2 separate regions of the Homo sapiens genome follow, and region 2 is linked to region 1. Evidence: chromatin contacts called from ENCODE Hi-C or POLR2A ChIA-PET data. All regions are on one chromosome and are shown on one strand. Each heading gives the region's core, a stretch centred on a gene start or an enhancer-like site at or near the end of the contact. The rest is flanking DNA. Distances are from core to core; before and after follow the strand shown. Region 1 holds the start of SLC67A1-AS (SLC67A1 antisense RNA). Region 2 holds the start of OSBPL5 (oxysterol binding protein like 5).

Region 1 (2,500 bases), core at 1-2,500:
CCACCGGCACCCGTGCCCAAGCCCGCCCCTGCAAAGGCAGGTACTCGAGCACACTCCGGAGAGGGCGGCCTCTGAGCCCCGAACCCCGAACTCCGGCGCAGCGTCGCACCTCTGCCCAATGAGGTGCCCCTGACGTGCCTGCTGCGGCTGCCCTGCTCCCCCCAGCCTCCCTGCATCCCGGGATGGGGGAGGGCGCCAGGCGCAGCTCCCGGACCCTCAGGGGTCTCCCCGCCCTACCCCACCAGCCTGGGTTCGGTACCTCGGGGCTCAGATGTGCAGTCAGCTGTTAATGTGGCAAAATTTGGGGAAGTCCTCTGCAGCCGCAAAATCCAGTTCCCACCAGTTGGAGGCCGGGCGGGGAAGGGTGGGGACAGACAGCACTCCGCTGTGGGAGGTAAGGCAGAGCTACTGGGGAGCCTGGAAGGCTGAGCTATGTCTCCCCTACGCAAGACCATTCCAGAAGCCCCTTGGAGCTCTGGCTGCTGGCCACAGGGGAAGGTAGACCTTCCCTGAGAGCTGCACTGTGTTGGGGACAGGGCCACTGTGGGCCTACGGAGGGCCTCCAGGCACAGGGACCCACATCAGCCCTCTGGCCACAGAAGGCGCTGATGATTTGAGGTGGACTCAGCCACCACTCCGAGCCTCTGCCTCCCTCTAAAAGTGGGGCATGGCACATTCCTGTGTCAGGCAACCAGGCACTGAGCCTGGCCCACCTGCAGGGGTCGGGGGGAGCAGCTTGTCCCTGTCTCCCCTCCCCGGGAGGCTGTGTGCCTGGAGACCAGAGCTGTCAAAAGTGGAGGAGGGGGACCCCCTGATGTGTCCTCTAAGGTCCAGGTAGCAGGAGAGCTCCACTGGGGAGGGGGTCCTGCAGTGCTGTCCTCTCTTGCAGGCAAGGCCAGGCGGGTGCTGCCTGGGACCCAGTGACTCAGCACCCCTGCCCGGATCAACTGGACTTTTGCCCCCTGCTCCGCCAGCCTCCTGCTTGGATCTCTCCTGGGTCTCCCTGCTGCGCCTGTCCAGGATGCAGGGAGCTCGGGCTCCCAGGGACCAGGGCCGGTCCCCCGGCAGGATGAGCGCTCTAGGCCGGTCCTCGGTCATCTTGCTTACCTACGTGCTGGCCGCCACAGAACTTACCTGCCTCTTCATGCAGTTCTCCATCGTGCCAGTGAGTAACACACCCCAGCCCCTGCAGCCCCAGCCAGGGCTGAACCGCTGTTCCTCCTGCCCTCCATCTGGGCCGTCGCAGAGAGTGGGGGTGGGGGTTTCATGCTGCCAGGGCCCCTCCCAGTTGGGACTCATGCCACGCTTAAGCTGAGTAAGTTAAGGACTCTGCCTCTGGACCCCCGTCAGCACATCCTGTGCTCCAGCTTCAGTGCCAGCCCCGGGAGAAGCCATGGGGAGCCACCCCACTTCCCTCCTGGGGGCAGCACCTCCTCAAACCTTCCTAGCGCTGTTCCTCCTGCCTCTCACCCGGCAGCCTTTGCCCTCTGGAGTCCCTGCCCCAAGGGCTGTTCAATCCGGTGTGGCTCTGGGCGGATCACCCCTCAGAGAGGCTCTCCTTGCACCTGCCCGCAGCTTCTATCTCTCCCCTCCATCTTCTTGGGTCCTTGTTGTCCACTAAATGATCTGTGGCGGCAAATTGATCTCAAGCTTTTTCTTGCAAGAGATAGAATGCTGTCTTATTTTATTATCTCTGTTGCCAAATGCGGAAACATTTCATTGGCAAATTCATGTTAGTTTAGTGTATCATTCAGTAGTCTATACCACAGTGTGTGGCTCTGGAAGCTGTAATAGTAATGATTAAATTATATTCACCAAGTCTGGAGAGGCTTGGGAACAAAGTCTCACATCACCAAGAAGCTCAGGCAGAGTCAGGGCCAACCTCGGCCCTTCCTGTGTTTGCTTCTGGGAAGCCCGGCGTGCGTGGGCTCAGACAGCTGCCCTCCTCCTCTCAGCCCTCAGAGCCTGGACCTGGGCATCTAGGCGGGAGTGGGGATGGGCCTTTGGCACCATTCCGGGCCTGGCAGAGGCTCCCAGCCCGAGGGTGAGCCTAAGGATCCCTCCCCGCCGTGCCTCAGGCGCCCCGCCCACTCCTGCTAAATGGCTGGGGCCAAGCCCTGAATCTCCTCCCTACCCGTGGGGAAGGCTGGGCAGGAGCCTTGCTTTTCTCATCATAAAATGGGTAATAACAGTCCCTCCCTGTAGGATTGGTGCGGGGAAGAGTGAATGAGAAGTCAGAACCCTTCCCACAGCTGGGCACAGAGCACAGGTGGAGTGGCTTCAGCCACCCATCGACTCTCATGGGGAGTAACTCCGTGCTGAGTGCCCAGGAGCTGACCCTGATGTCAGAACCTGAAATATTGCAGAGTGTAAAAATCCTCAACAGCCCACTCCCTCGGAGCTGGGGGTCCACACGCACAGGGGCTGCAGTGGGAAGGGGGCGAGGTCTTCCTCATAGAGAAGGCAACCTTGGAGCAGGGCTGGAAGGAAGCAGGAGAGG
Region 2 (3,798 bases), core at 1,131-3,630, 260 kb after region 1:
GGGCTCCCCTGCCAACCCTGCAAGTGGTGGGCACTTCTACCCACCTGGCCCTTGGACTCCACAAGGGGAGCTGCACCTAACGGCTCCCTCCCCGACAGCTCCCTTCCTGTCAAAATGACCGGGATCCTTTTGGCACTGTGCAACCCTGGGCCTCGGCCCCTCTACAACCCCCTGTCCCGGAGGTCAGAGCTTCCAGCTCCCCAGGCCTCTCCGGGAGAACCCTGAGCTGGGTCCACAACATTTCTCAGCTGCGGTCACAGGCTCAGATTCACCTGTCCCTTGAACAATAAATGGGAATGGGGGCGGGGGGCACCTTCTGTCATCTTGGGTAAGTTTTCCACCTGCACACTGTGCCTGTATGTGTGCAAACGTGTGCAGGCTTAACCACAGAATCAGCAGAGAGCACCAGTCCCCAAAACACAGCTGGCAGAGACACACACAGCCCTTCCACCCGCCGGCTTGTCACAGAGTGTTTCTCCCTCCCCCAAGCGTTACATGTCAGATTACTATCAGCGCTCAGAGTGAGGCCAGGATCTCAGGAGAGAAACTGATACCAGGCATTCTCAGCATAGTAAATACAATCCTGGGTAGGGGTTGGGTGGGGGGGGCGGTCTTGCGTTGGTATTCTGTAAAGAGCTGAAAGCAGTCCTTTGAAGAACATGGCCTATTCATGGCCCAATCTGGACCCAGAAAGGAGCCTCCACTGGACATGCAGGATGGCTGCCCGGGGTTCGACATCTGCAGGGCAGCCTCTCTGAGACCAGGCCCAGGACTGCAGGTCAGAGGCTCCTCATCCGGCCTATCTGCTGTGTCACCTTTCTTAAACACAGCCTGGCAAGACAGACACACGCGGTGCCTGCCTCCTGGCACCCCAGGCCAGCCCCACACGCGTGCAGGCAGACAATAGGATCTGCAGTTCTGGAGCCTGAGACCAGAAGGGAGCAGCTGGGCACATGATGCCACCCCAGGTTGCCACAAACCTGCCCGATGCCTGCAAAGCCCCCACTCACCTGGCAGGTTCAAGGAACAGCAAGGCCCTGTGTACCAAGGAGGTGGGATAAAAACGTGCAGAGGGGCCTTACTCCTGGGGTTGGGGAGCAGAGTTTCTGTTCAGTCTGGGATCTGGATCAGCCCTGGTGCAGGCAGACCCAAGAGCATCTATCTAGGATCCCAAAGGCTGGCCCACTTCTCCAGGCTTTGGGAGGCTGTATCAGGTGGGGTGGGACCCTTACAGAAGTCTTCCTGTAAAAGGCACCTTGAAGAGACTGGGGCAGACACACAGAGGGGAGCAAGTTGCGAAACGGCAAGAGAGGAAATCCACCCAGCCGCTTCGGCGGGGCAGACCCGCTCAGCCCAAGGATGAGGGAGGGGCTGGGCTCAGCCCAGGGACGAGGGAGGGGCAGGTAAGCCCACCCTGTGACCCCTCCATACCCCCAGGAGTCACCCCAAACCCTAACTCCAGTTGGCTTCTGACAGGAGGCAGCCCAGCGGTCTGGGTGGGGGTTGGGGGCGGTGCCTGGGAAGCCCAGGACGGGCCTGTTGCCCGGGGGGCTGCAGACTCCAGCCTCCTTCCTGCCTGCCCCACCCTCCTGCACCCCGCTCCCCGGGAGGAATCTTCAAGTGCACAAGACCCTCTTGAGGACTCAGGCACCTCAACAATCCCTAAGGCTCCACATCTTCAGGGGGTCAGTGCCCCAGAGATGGGGGCTGTGGGCAAGGTCCTTCCCTAGCCTGTAATCCAGGCAGCCCCCTGACTCTGCGGACTCAGACACAGCAGTCCTCCCAAGCCCGCAGCTGGGACGCCAGACTCAGATCCCAGACCCCCTGCAGACCCATCAAGACCTGGCTCCTTGGAGCCCGCGTCGGCCGAGCTGGGGGGACAGACCCCCTGATTGGCCAGGGTTTGTGGTGGTCAGACCCAGCCACCTTCCCTGGCGGTCCCGGCTCCTTTAAGCCCCACCAAGTGGGGAGCCGAGCTGGGCGCGCCGCTTCCCACTCGCGGGCCCCACCCGCCCCAACCCGCCAGGCGCCGACCCGTCCTGGCCCGGGGCGCCCCCAGGCTCCCGCGCTCCCCAGCTCCCCAGCGCGCGACCGGCCCCGCGGCGTGGTTCCCCGCACTGGCTACTGCCAGGGTCCGCGGGGCTGCGGCGCGAGCTCCTGGATCCCTTCGGCCGGCCCCCCGCGGCCCTCGGTTCGCTCCGGCCCTGCCCGGCGGGGCCCTCCGGATCCTTCCCAGCCCGCCATCCCCCCGCCGCCCTGCCGCCCCCCGGGCCGCCGCGCTCCTACCTCCTACCGTGCCGCGAGCTCGGTGCTCCGGGCCGGCCGGGCGCGCGGGGGCTCCACTGGCGGCGCGGGCCTGGCTGCAGGAAATGCCAGCAGATGGTCCCCCCGCGCGAGGCGGAGCGAGGGCGCGGCGGAGGGAGGAGGCCCAGGGAGCCCGGAGGCGGGAGGAGGAGGCGCGGCGGCCGCAAAACCCGGGCCGAATCGCCGCGCGGAGCGGGCGCCCAGGGGCTGCCCCCCACCGGCTGCCGCTTCTCCTCATCCCCCAACCCCCCGCGCGCGCTCCGGGGCTCACACCCACCCGGGCGGCCAGAGGTCGGGACACTCCGCTGAAAATGGCCAGGAGGCTTGGCGGGGTGGGCAGCGGTGAGTGGGGTCAGCTTCGTGGGGTTCTCCAACTTAGGGGTGCAGGCCCCCAGCCCACCCTAGCCAGGGTGCGAGGCGCCTCCTCTCCCTTCCTGAACCCAGGAAACTGTCGCCGTTTCTCCCCGTCTCAGGAGCCATCAGAACACAAGAGGAGCCCCAGACATCTGAGCCCGTTGTCCCTGCCCCTTATGTGCTAAGAAGGACCCTCAGTCACACTCTAACTGTACGTCTTTCTCAGGACCCTTTTGACAAGAACCTCCCCTCATGTGCATTTCTTCCTGTGTTTTCTCCTCACCTTCTTCTACCCCCCAGAGACCTTTTTAGACCCCTCAGTTCTCTTGTATATAAAAGACATTCTAATTCCCCTAAACAGCATCCCCTTGGGAGCTGAGAAGTCCTCCCCTGGCCCCTGGCTCCCTGCCTGTAGACCCTAAATTGGGTGTGGGCCCAGGGCTGGCCCCAGGGCGTTTGCATCCCTAGTGTCCAAGCCTGAGGTGCACTGCAGGTCCTTCCTATGGTATGTCCCCAAATGACCAGAAAAACTGGGAGCTGGGCTCGGGCATCCCCAGATGTAGGTAGACCCCAAGAGGGCGTGGAGTCTTTTCCACACAGAACCTTAACAGGGACAGAACTGACCCTCCGCAGAGAGCCCTGGGCTCCTCCCCAGGCAGAACTGCCACTGACACGTGTGTTTCTACGGTTTCACGCTGCAGTTGCATTCGGGAGGCCGCAAGCCTGGCTATCATGGGCGTCTGCAAGACCTCCCAGCAGGGCTGCGGAGGGCGAGCGGCCCAGGAAGGCTCCTTCCAGCACCTGAAGGGGGAACGGCACAGCATGCAGGTGCTCTGCCCACAACAAGCCAGACCCCTTCCCGTCTCAGCCCTGGCCTTGCCCACCCCGTTAGACAAGTTGGTGGGTATCCTCCTGGGGATAGCAGCACCAGCCGCTTGTGTGCGGATCACAGGAACCCACGGCTTACGGAGGCGAGTGGGCTGATCGGACTTGCCCTAAGCTTACCCCCAGGGCTAGCATTGCCATTCCATAGTCACCTTGTGAGGCCTTGGGATGCAGAACTGCTCAGTCAAGATGCTCAGGGCCATGGTGGGACCCTGCTCCGCGTGGCCTGTGGCAGGCGGCCTCTGCCTCTGCAGG

What was found. A loop is a pair of places that touch in the nucleus more often than their neighbours do. ChIA-PET counts read pairs that join two places held with the same protein, here RNA polymerase II (POLR2A).
Region 2: a loop to region 1 is called in a map of sigmoid colon, with 2.9 times the contacts of the local background. The contact joins the promoter of OSBPL5 here to the promoter of SLC67A1-AS in region 1. A Hi-C loop is called at or near these places in 1 of 168 maps with a recorded cell type or tissue (sigmoid colon). POLR2A ChIA-PET finds 5 or more read pairs at or near these places in 1 of 52 experiments (CD4-positive, alpha-beta T cell).

Annotation. Positions count from the first base shown.
Region 1 is chr11:2,902,325-2,904,824 of GRCh38, forward strand. SLC67A1-AS (SLC67A1 antisense RNA) reads right to left here and starts at 1,251. Exons shown (of 3, transcript NR_169305.1): 1 at 1,135-1,251; 2 at 260-385. SLC67A1 (solute carrier family 67 member 1) reads left to right here. Exons shown (of 11, transcript NM_002555.6): 1 at 1-40; 2 at 890-1,165. The coding sequence starts at 1,022. RefSeq lists a silencer at 86-215 and an enhancer at 1,141-1,642.
Region 2 is chr11:3,162,930-3,166,727 of GRCh38, forward strand. OSBPL5 (oxysterol binding protein like 5) reads right to left here and starts at 2,381. Exons shown (of 22, transcript NM_020896.4): 1 at 2,287-2,381. RefSeq lists enhancers at 426-1,119, 2,863-3,575.